Regions from separate parts of the Homo sapiens genome. Here region 2 is linked to region 1. A link is a contact called in ENCODE Hi-C or POLR2A ChIA-PET data. All regions are on one chromosome and are shown on one strand. Each heading gives the region's core, a stretch centred on a gene start or an enhancer-like site at or near the end of the contact. The rest is flanking DNA. Distances are from core to core; before and after follow the strand shown.

Evidence for each region. Hi-C counts contacts between places; a loop is a spot of excess contacts on that map. ChIA-PET counts read pairs that join two places held with the same protein, here RNA polymerase II (POLR2A). Pooled maps may share reads with other maps.
Region 2: a pooled map shows a loop between it and region 1 (2.4-fold over the local background). The contact joins two enhancer-like sites. A Hi-C loop is called at or near these places in 2 of 37 single-sample maps with no recorded cell type and 2 of 50 pooled maps. POLR2A ChIA-PET finds 5 or more read pairs at or near these places in 14 of 52 experiments (A673, BJ, CD4-positive, alpha-beta T cell and 8 more).

The regions. Positions count from the first base shown.
Region 1 is chr1:39,227,557-39,233,034 of GRCh38, reverse strand. It overlaps MACF1 (microtubule actin crosslinking factor 1), which reads right to left. Exons shown (of 101, transcript NM_001394062.1): 2 at 1,792-1,853. Among named protein-coding and RNA genes, the nearest start is that of MACF1, 26 kb to the right of the region's middle. RefSeq lists enhancers at 1-585, 1,949-2,018, 2,039-2,108. Within about 2 kb of position 2,039, at least 8 of the 41 ENCODE cell types and tissues checked have a DNase peak (open chromatin) inside an H3K27ac peak, as active enhancers do.
Region 2 is chr1:39,265,607-39,271,084 of GRCh38, reverse strand. All of the region lies in intron 6 of MACF1 (microtubule actin crosslinking factor 1), which reads right to left. Among named protein-coding and RNA genes, the nearest start is that of MACF1, 64 kb to the right of the region's middle. Within about 2 kb of position 2,709, at least 18 of the 41 ENCODE cell types and tissues checked have a DNase peak (open chromatin) inside an H3K27ac peak, as active enhancers do.

The sequences.
Region 1 (5,478 bases), core at 790-3,289:
ACACAACAACAACAACAACAACAACAAAAACAAGAAAGACCTGGGCAGCACAGTGAGAACCCATCTCTACAAAAAAATTTAAAAATTAGCCGGGTGTGGTAGTGCATGCCTGTAGTTCCAGCTACTCAGGAGGATGAGGTGGGAGAATCACTCAAGCCCAGGAGGTTAGGGCTGCAGTGAGCTGTGATCTTCCCAATGTACTCCAGCCTGGGCAACAGGGTAAGACTCTGTCTCAAAAAAACAAACAAACAAAGAAACAAACAAACAAAAAAAAAAAAAAAAAAAAAACAAAGAGAGTATGAGAGTAGTTTTCTGATAACTGTTTAGTTTTCATAAAGCCCAGCTGCATCTAGACATCAGATTCTGTGAGATCATCCCATATCCATTTCTACTTATGTTTCTTTGCATCCCATGCAACAAAACAATCCCAGCAGCTACAATGGATGAGACTGCCCAAAAAGAATACAGAGAACAAAACCAAAAAATGGCCAAGGTTAGGATCCTGGGGAACACCATCATGGAAGAGTCAGACAGAGGAAGAAAAGCCAGTGAAACAGGCAGAAAAAAAGGCATTCATAGAGGAAAGAGGTAATTCAGGAAAAAGCAATGTTCTAGAAGTCATTGTAAGAGAGGGTTTTAAGGAGTAGACGACAGTATCAAATGCTACAGAGAAATCAAATAAGAGGAAGATAAAACTAGGCTACTGGATAGGGCAATTAAGGGATCACTGGTGACCTTTCCCTTTCCCAGAGAAGCACTAATTATTATTATAATTCAAAAACTTTGTTTTCAGATTCTAACTGCCACAGTAGTCATACTGTTTATCTTTAGGTGAGTCTTAACATGCCTCTGTTTTGGTTTCTCTTTTATTTAAAATAATAATACCATAATAATATATTATTATTATATTTTATATATCTAATATATAACAATTATTATTATTATCTTTAGGTGAGTCTTAACATGCCTCTGTTATGGTTTCTCCTCTATTTAAAATAATAATAATGATAATAATAATCTTCATTCAGCCCTAACCATTCTGGAAATATTCTGTATTTTAGACTACCTGGTGGTAAAATTCATGTAAAAATTCATCAAGTTAAACATTTAAGATTCATGCACTTTAAGAGAAAGAGAGAAAATCCCCCTCTATCATCCTTCCATAGTATTCAGATTAAAAAATAAAAATACACTGGGTGTAGTGGCTCACGCCTGTAATCCTAACACTTTGGGAGGCAGAGGTAGGAGGATCGCTTTAGCCCAGGAGTTTGATACCAGAGTGGGCAACATAGTGAGACCCTGTGTCTATTTTAAAATAAATTAATAAATTAAAAAAAAAAAGAAACAGGCTTATAAAGCAATGTATAAAGCTAGGAATAAACTGTTCTTCGAATTTTTAAAATCATCCCATGGTATCTTCAGCCTCTGCCTCCTGATGTAATGGTAGGTAATAATGTCTTCACCAAGAAGCAGATTAATACAAGTTTCCATGCCATTATGACTATATTAGTTTTCAAAAAGCTGGGCATGGTGGCTCATGCCTGTAATCCCAGCACTTTGGAGGCTGAGGCAGTAGGATTGCTTGAGCCCAGGAGTTTGAGAACAGCCTGAGCAACATGGCAAGACCCCTTCTCTATTAAAAAAGAAAAGAAGAGAAAAGAAAAGTCACATGTGTATCTTCATAGACTTGAGCACACAGCAAGCAATCTAAACCATCTGAAAGAAGGAATGACAGATCCAGATGAGAGCAGTGAGAGGTGCTGGGGCAGCATATATATGAAAGGGTCCTACCTTCATTAAGTGCTTGTTGACCCACTTGGTGAACGTTTTCTTCTGAACCCGGTCCCGTTCATCTGTAAAGGAAACACAGAGAAGGCACTGGCTTAGTGCTACCCAGGTAACAGGTTCCCACGCTGCTGCCCTGCCCACATCTCTGTTTCTCTAGAACAACTTACCCACATAACTGTGGGACAGTGACTTCTTCTTAGGAAGGTTTGGCCTAGCTGAACTTCCTCTTTGGCCCTGATCACGTTGTCAGTTTACAAATCAGACAGAATCACCACGTGCCTCAAAAATCATACCATGGCAAAGTCTCCTTAGCACAATAATTTGAGCAGAGCAGGGAGCAGACTGATTCCCCACTTCCCTCACAACAAGCTTCAAAAAGCCAAAGCCGTGATACCACCAACAGACAGGGTGGCCTTGGCATTTGGGACACACATATTGCAGTGGTTAAATTTCACTCTTCATGTGCTGATCTGCCTGAGGAATGCCCAACTCCCTCCCTCTCCTACCCCAGGAATTCCTTCATTCCAATTTCTTTACCAGCCATTATCAAAACAATCAAACTCTCAAAGCTGCCCAGCTTACCCCCACTGCACATCTCTTCCCTCTCTACCTTCTCCTGTCACAGCAGCAAACTCCTTTTTTCTCCAGGTTTTTTTTTTTTTACCTCTTTAACAAAAACATGACTGTCAATGCTTGACAATGACTGCTCCACAGAGGCCTTATCCTGTAAAGGACTTACTTTCTCCGACTCCTGCCAATTCCCCAGAGCCATTTCTAGACCAGTGAGCCATCAGTCCTGGTCCTTTTCTATTTCTGAAAGCCCACACCATCCCATATAACCTCTTGTTCAAATCATCCTCACTGTCATTGACCATGCTCCGTGGCCTATCCCCTTCCACATGGCAAATCTACCTTAGCCTTCCCCGATGACTTGGTTCATTTATCATCTCTACATATACGTGAAGATATATGTGACAATGCATCTGTGCCTACTTGGCTCCACTGGCACTCATCTCCAATTCATGTCCAGCCACCACACTGCCACATTTTGGGCCTTATTCCTTCCCCAAACATACCTATTTAGCACTTACCATTATCAGTCTCTCATACCCTCTCCTAATCATTCTCAACCTTCAATCACTCCATTCTTATTTTACCCTATTCATTAAGGACATCTACAGCCAGGCCTTGGCATTTGGGACACACATATTGCAGTGGCTCATGCCTTGTAATCCCAGCAGTTTGGGAGGCTGAGGCCGGTGGATCACTTGAGCTCAAGAGTTGGAGACCAGCCTGGCCAACATGGTAAAACCCCACCTCTGCTAAAAATACAAAAATTGGCCAGGTGGTGGTGTGCACCTGTAGTCCTAGCTACTCAAGAGGCTGAGGTGGGAGGGTGGGAGGATCACTTGAACCTGGGAGGTGGACGTTGCAGTGAGCCGTGATTACACCACTGCACTCCAGCCTGGGTGACAGAGTAAGACACAATCTCATAAAAAGAAAAAGAACATCTAAGATTATCCCAGTCCATGCTAGACAACATGGTTATGCAATTCAAAGCTGCCCTCACTAATACCCCAGGAACTCCCCCTGCCTAACTGCCTACTACTACATTCACCATGACAATCTGCAAACCTAAATTACCATAACTGCCCGCTGCTTGACTCTTCCATATCTTTTCCAAGACAGAGAACATTTCGGAAGAAAGTTGCAGAGGTATATAAATCTGGTTCACTAGTAATTCATACAAGCTTCAGCCAGGTTCTCTCCCCAAGCCCAGTTATTTTCTTCTTATTGATCCCCTAGGAAAAGCCAACATACTGCCATTCCAAACAATGTCAATGCTTGTTCTACATCCCAGGTGAATATATTTATCTATTTATTTTTTTTGAGTTTATAGCCATTCAATAAGTACTTTCTTATCTTGGTCTCTGGTTTTATCCTCACATCCTTCTTTTCGGCCTTGAATCCTTTCTTGCTTTGCAAGGAACAATTTTCTTCCTACTATAAACTACAGCACTAAGGTATGGACCTTAGAAATTATATAGTCTAATTCTCTGCTGACACACAAATCCCTTCAACAACAAAGAATCATAAGTTCACATTGAAAGGTCTCTCCAAATCTCCCATAAATCTACAATATTCTTGATGTTTAAAATTTAGGATAATAGAGAATTCACTAATTCATAAGACAAAGTACCAATGTAATAATTCTATAAAATGTCATAATCTGCTTTCCTTGTAACTTCTGCCTATTGACTCTCATTTGGGACTGTTAGAAGTATTATTATTAGGCTGGGTGTGGTGGCTCACGCCTGTAATCCCAGCACTTTGGGAGGCTGAGGTGGGCAGATCAGCTGAAGTGGGGAGTTCAAGACCAGCCTGACCAACATGGTGAAACCCCGTCTCTACTAAAAATACAAAAATTAGCTGGACATGGTGGCGCATGCCTGCAATCCCAGCTACTCGGGAGGCTGAGGCAGGAGAATCGCTTGAACCCAGGAGGCGGAGGTTGCAGTGAGCTGAGATCGTGCCATTGCACTCCAGCCTGGCAAGAGGGCAAGACTCCATCTCAAAAAAATAAAAAAGTATTATTATTAGACTTAAAAGTTTAATCCATCTTTCACTTAATGGAGTCTTGAAAGTATCTAAAGCCAGGATTCTCATTAGATTTGATCACTGTCATTCCAACATATTTTGATCTTTTTAGATGCTGATTCAGTTATCCAACATCTTCATCAACCTTTCCAAGCCCGTGTCATCTGCAGACTGAATCAGAATCAGCTTCCAACTATAGTCTCATCGAAATCACTGACTCTTTGCTCATACTACTTATTTTCCCTTCATGACTGGCTACTTCTCTTCCTCTTCATCTCTCCAAATGGTATTTATTCTTTAAAATCCACCTCGTTCATTCCCTTTTTTTGTCTGTTTTTGAGACAGAGTTTCGCTTTTGTCACCCAGGCTGGAGTGCAATGGTGCGATCTCGGCTCAGTGCAACTCTGCCCCCTGGGTTCCAGCGATTCTCCTGCCTCAGCCTCCAGAGTAGCTGCGATTACAGGTGCCCACCCACCACGTCCGGCTAATTTTTTATTTTTAGTAGAGACAGGGTTTCACCATATGGGCCAGGCTGTTCTCAAACTCCTGACCTCAGGTGATCCACCCGCGTTGGCCTCCCAAAATGCTGGGATTACAGGCACCTGGCCTCATTTATTCTTTAAATAAGAGAAACAACTTCAAAACAGGTTGATTAAGTGCTATAACAGGTAAGCACAGAGTGCTCATGAACATAAGAGGTTAAGCCTACCTGGGTAGGGACAGGAAATATGGGGGACTTAATGAAGTTTCAAGGAGGAGTGACTCTATCTAACCTTAAAAGATGAGTATAAGCCAGAAAGAGAAGGGAAGGAATAAAGTTGCTACATAAAGTTATAGCTAATGCAAATTCATGGAGACAAGAAAAAGCTTATGTTCAAAGAACTGCACATAATTAGGAATAGCTGAAAGACAACTAGGTAGTGGCGAGATAGGATGGTATGGGCCAAATCAAGACCTTTCATGACAAGCTTAAGGAACCCGAACTTTATCCTATAGGTAAGGGGAAGCATTGAAAGATTTTAAATTGGAGAATGACATGCTCAGATTTGTGTTTAAGAAAAATTTTGGCTGCCTTTTCTGACAACTCCAGTT
Region 2 (5,478 bases), core at 1,460-3,959, 37 kb before region 1:
TTCCTTCCTACCATAACACAACTATCACACTCCCCACCACACATATCCATGTTTATATGAGGCCCAAGAAACCTCTTGCCCATCCATAAAATAGATATTTTTTCAATGGCCACTTTTTCTTCAACCTGTTGGGAGTCTCCAAACTCTAATAACAGAGGGCACTAAGATGGGGCTGTCTGTGGGGAAAATGTATCCCCAAAGAGGAAATTCTAGGCACAGATTGCTCAGAATTTGTATCTATCCTCAGCCTTATGCTGCTAGTGATAGGCAGGGCACCAGTAGGTAGACCATATCCCTGCTCTGCAAACATCAGGGCCCCTGTACAGTATCAGTGGCCCCCATCTAGGCAAGGAAAGTGCCCTACCTCATTTTATAAATTTTGCACTTTGAAGTCCTAATGTTTTTATTTCTTCTGCTGCAGAGGCCAACATCCCAGTAAAAGTTCTTTAGCCATTGGTGAATTATAACTTCAATCACCCACACAATCACACACCTACATGCCAGATGCTGTGCTACCCATGGTCTTGCTGAGTCCTTATCTCAGTGTTCACATCTCTGAATTCTCACTTGCTCCTTGACCTTTAAAACATTCACAGAAACTGCCATTACCACCACCACCAGCAGCACCATCCATGCCTCAATATATTCCTCAAAACAAAATCATGTTAAAGCCCTAAATACATCCAGTCACAAAACAAACTTTTCTAGCCTTAAACCTTCAAATTGCCCTAACCTCCCTCTCTCTCTCTCAACTAATCCCCAGATAACTCTGTCCCTCTCCTCTAATCCTGGAATTAGGAACCAAAGAAGGATGAGCCCTCTCCACCTATACAAATACTGAATGAGTGCTGCCGTCAGAAATTTCCCAACAGGGATGGGATTGCATCAGCTCTAGTAAGAATATCACTCTCCTGTGAGGAAGAGCAAGTACACTGACAACAGCTGCCTGACCCCTTCCACATTTATTCCAGAGATTCATTCCAGAGATTCAGTTAGGCCCTTCCCCATCGTCTCTTGTGCTACATTACAACTTCTCGTAGCAGGGAAGCTGGTAAACAGACCTGCCTGAGAGTAAGTACTATCTAGCATTGCACCTTGAGAGATCATCCCACCAGATAGCTTGAGCAATTACGCCACTTGGCTACTCAGAATCAGGGATTCCCCAGAGACAAGTCTTGGTTTCAAGCATCAAGGGGCAGACCTGAAATAGATTCTGCTTGCTGAGCTCCAGCAGATACTAACCCACATGGGGGTAAGTTTGAGAGGCACCAACATCCTCACTGCTCACCACACTCAGCTTTAATATGTTTGAGGGCCAAGAATCCAAACAGCAGTTTGATTATCTCTTGAACATGCCCACCTACCTCTTCCAGACCCCATGATGGGGTGTGGCTTGCCTCCAGAGAAAGAGTGCCATCCTCTTCTGAGAAGGAAGTAGAGCTCTTTTCAGGTTCTGTATCTTTAGGCTGGATCCCATGTATGTGTGGCCCATCACTGCCATAGCCAGAGGAGGAGGGCAAAATGCTCACAGTCACACCACTGATGGACAAATCACTCTGAGAAGTAGGCAGTCTGGAATCCTGGGGGGGCACTTGACCCACATGGGAAGGCTCCGTGCGTCTTTGGCCTCCAGGCTGGTCCAGTAGTAATGAAGAAACAGAACATTCTATAATCCAGGAAGCTGTCTGAGGGGCACCTGAAACACTCTTGGTTCCTTCCTCCACACTCCAGCCCTCTGAAAATTGTTCTTGATTTCCTTTATCAGTGGGGTAGTCTGTCCTAGGCAAAGCACAGCTCCGAAACCCACGCTGAATATTTCCTTTCTCCACTGCAGTCTCTCCTTGCAAAGGCAGCAACACAGCCCTGCTGCTGCAGGATGCTGTCCTAGGAAATTCCACCAGTTGGCTCACTGACTTCTCGCAGTTCCTTTCTGCTGGGTTATCAAGCAGGTGAGCAATGACAGTCATCCCCTCTTCCAGGGAATCCCAGACCCCTCCAGCAACTGATGACTCATTCTCTAACAAAAGGTGGGCGGTCTGGACCTCCCCTTGGAATCTCTCCTTTACCTGTACTATCATCCCCCGATCGACTACCCGTGAGTTGGGGGCTGAGTCCCCAGGCAGCAAAATATCTGGGGGGGTATGCTCTACCCCTCCCACTCCGTCTTCCTTTTGGAGACTCTCTGTTAACTTCGTTAGGGTTTCAGTCTCTTCAATGACTCCAGTTCCTTCTGAGGTTTCTTCCTGGTGAGATGCCTCTGGAGTAGGGATTTTCTTCCCTCTCCACCTCCTTTTGAACCGAACCCTTTTCTTAGGAGATATGGGAGCCTTCTCAGGAATAGCTATTGACTCTTTCGGCTCCTTAAAACAGCCCAGTGAATTTCCCATTTCCTTCCTCTCCTAATCTCAGCAAAAACGCAGCTAAGCCAGTCCTGGGATCCCACAGAAATCCCAACCTTGGCCTCATCGGATTCGATGCACATTTAAAAACATGCACTATGCCGGCAATCCCTCCAATTCTTTCTCCCTCCCTCCCCGCCTCTCTCTGTCTCTTCCAGCCGCTGCCGATTCAGACAGCCATCTTACAGGCTCAGAGCTGCAACAAGACAAATTCAAAGCATCTCACTGCAGTTCAGAAATCACTTGACCTAAAAGCAGACAGAAACCGGATTGGCTGCAGCTTCCTCTCTCCAAATATGAGGTAATTGGAGCACTGCCCTCAGTAACACAAACAGAAAGCAAAAAGGAGCTAGAAACCAGGGGAGGGGAAAAACTAGGGAGGGCCAGGAGGAGGAGGGAAAATGTAAGTGTAAATTGAAAATGGAGGGAAAAAGAAGAGAGGCCGTGGCAGAAGGTAACGTGGAGGAAGGAGGAGGAGAATAGTACCAAAAAGGGAAAAAGCAAACCAGCTCGGCTGGTACTAACCAGCAAGGGAAGGGAAGGGCCCGGGCCAAGAAGAACCAAGCCTGGTGAAGCTGCAATTATGGCTCCCAAACTACAAAATGAAATAGATTTTAAGTGTTGCACCAAGATGCCCAAAAGAAAATATCAAGCAGATATACATATTCTGAATTTTTTCAGGTCAGAAAACAATAAAATTATTTTAATGAAATTATAACCTGAAGAAACCAGAGCCTTCTTCTTACAGTTAAGAAAAGGAACACAGACTTTAAAGATCTAGCCTTCTGGAGCATTTATTTCCCTCCTTTTTCCTATAAAAGAAAAGAAAGATCTGTTAATTCTGCCAGCCAATGACACAGACAGGAAAAATCTGGAAGTTGGTTTTGAGTACAGTAAATGAGTGCTTGGTAAAAAGAATACCACTTCTAAATACAACAGATGAACAGGGTCTCTGATGAACAATATTTGACAAAAATGTTCAATAGTAATTATTGATGCTGCCACTGCTAACATCTAATATATTTTTTGCACTTGCTGTGTGCCAAGCACTGTGTAAAGTTATTTACATGGACTTTCTCATTTAATTCTTACAGTCACTATATGAGGTCAAAACTATTATTTTATATTTTATCGGTAAAGAAACTGAGGTTTGGCCAGGCGCAGTGGCTCACGCCTATTATAATCCTAGTACTCTAGAAGGCCAAGGCAGGCGGATTGCCTGAGCTCAGGAGTTTAAGACCAGCCTGGGCAACATGGTGAAACCCCGTCTCTACTAAAATACAAAAAATTAGCTGGGCACAGTGGCATGCGCCCTTAGTCCCAGCTATTCAGGAGGCTGAGGCATGAGAATTGCTTGAACTGGGAGGTGGAGGTTGCAGTGAGCCAAGATCATGTCACTGCACTCCAGCCTGGCCAACAGAACAAGACTCTGTCTCCAAAAAAGAAAAAAGAAACTGAGGTTTAAGAAAGTTGATTAATAGCCCTAGGTTACACAGCTAGTAAGTGACAAAGCCAGAACATGAACTTCTGTTAACTTTAAGACTTTTAATTTCAACCCCAACTACTCTCTTCTAACTACTGCAGTAGTGGAAATCTGTACTCAGTTGCCAGTTGTGTAAAATAAGAAGTTCCCCCACTGTTCTGAATTGGTAATTAGACTGCATGGACCAAGAGCTCAATCAAAGAGATAACACTTGTTGCCATTTGGGAGTAAGAGAAGAAGCTGCCAAAAAGAGGTTCAGGTGGTTTTTACTCCCATTGCAGTAGGGCAGGAAGTCTGAATTTCAGACTGTAAAAGTCGGATTCAAAAATCACCTTGTGATGTCAGTGAAGATTCCTCCACCCCAATTTTTTTTAGTATAGTATCTGCTATATGGGAAAAGACTATAACCCAAAGGGCTGTGAATGGAGAATAAAATTATATATGTGTTTCTTTCCTATTGCAGTTATTTATTCTACAACAAAAGGATCCAGGCCACACAGCAGAAAGCAGTAGCCTGCCTGGTTCCATGCAAGCCATAAAGACTTACACTAGCATAGCCTTAACTATCTTTCCTGGAGACCTGAAAAAAAAAAAAAAAAAAAAAAAAAGGAAAAGACCACAAAAGGAAAGCAACAAGAAGCCCTAAAGCAACGGCTTTTACACAATCCCTTCTAAGACCCTCCTGATGTCCCATCTGCCTCACAACTGCAGTAGGTGTTCTTCCCCTAAGCCTTATCCTTAAGGCTGACTGCAAAACTGCAGCACCATCTTATGGCCATCACAAACTATAGTAAGAAATAAGCAGAGAGCATGGGAGAGAAACTCATGCTACTGCAAATCATTTAATTAACAAAGAATCTGACATTACAATATGAAGTTCTCTAGGCAGGTACCAGGCCTTCACTCCTCCAGTGAAGAAACCTGGAACTATGGGAACTTTAAGATGCACTTGAATTTTATGAATGACATACAAGCAAACCAAAATCCTGAAACTAATAAACTTAGAGGCAAGAGAAATAGCTGCTTAATATGACTACTACTGCTGTAGAGTTTCTCTGAGAATTTACTTCTGTGAGCCTATTCTTTTTTTAAAATTTCTGCATATGTCAGACCAATCAGACCTTCATTTCCTTCTGCTCCAGAGAAAAACTGGTCTAGGGAAGGAGCAGAGATTTCAGTAAGGTGGACCTAGGTTCAACTTCCCAGCTCATAAGTTAAGTAACCTAACTAGTTTATTAGATGGTTCAGTTTCCTTACTTGTAAAATGTGCATACTACCACCTACTTACTGGGATTGTAGACAAGGTTAATGAGATAATGTCCATAAAGTACTTGGCTCAGTACTTGACCTACAGTAAATTTCTTTTCTTCCCATTTATTACTGGAACTAAAAGTTATGAGACATCCCCAGCCCCCGGGGGGATCCTAAGATATAGATGGTCCCTGACTTAAAATGGTCCAGCTTATTTTTCGACTTTCCAGTGGTGAGAAATCCATATGCATTCAGTAGAAACTGTACTTCAAGTACTCACACAACCATTCCGTTTTTCACTTTCAGTACAGCACTCAATAAATTACATGAGCTAGTCAACACTTT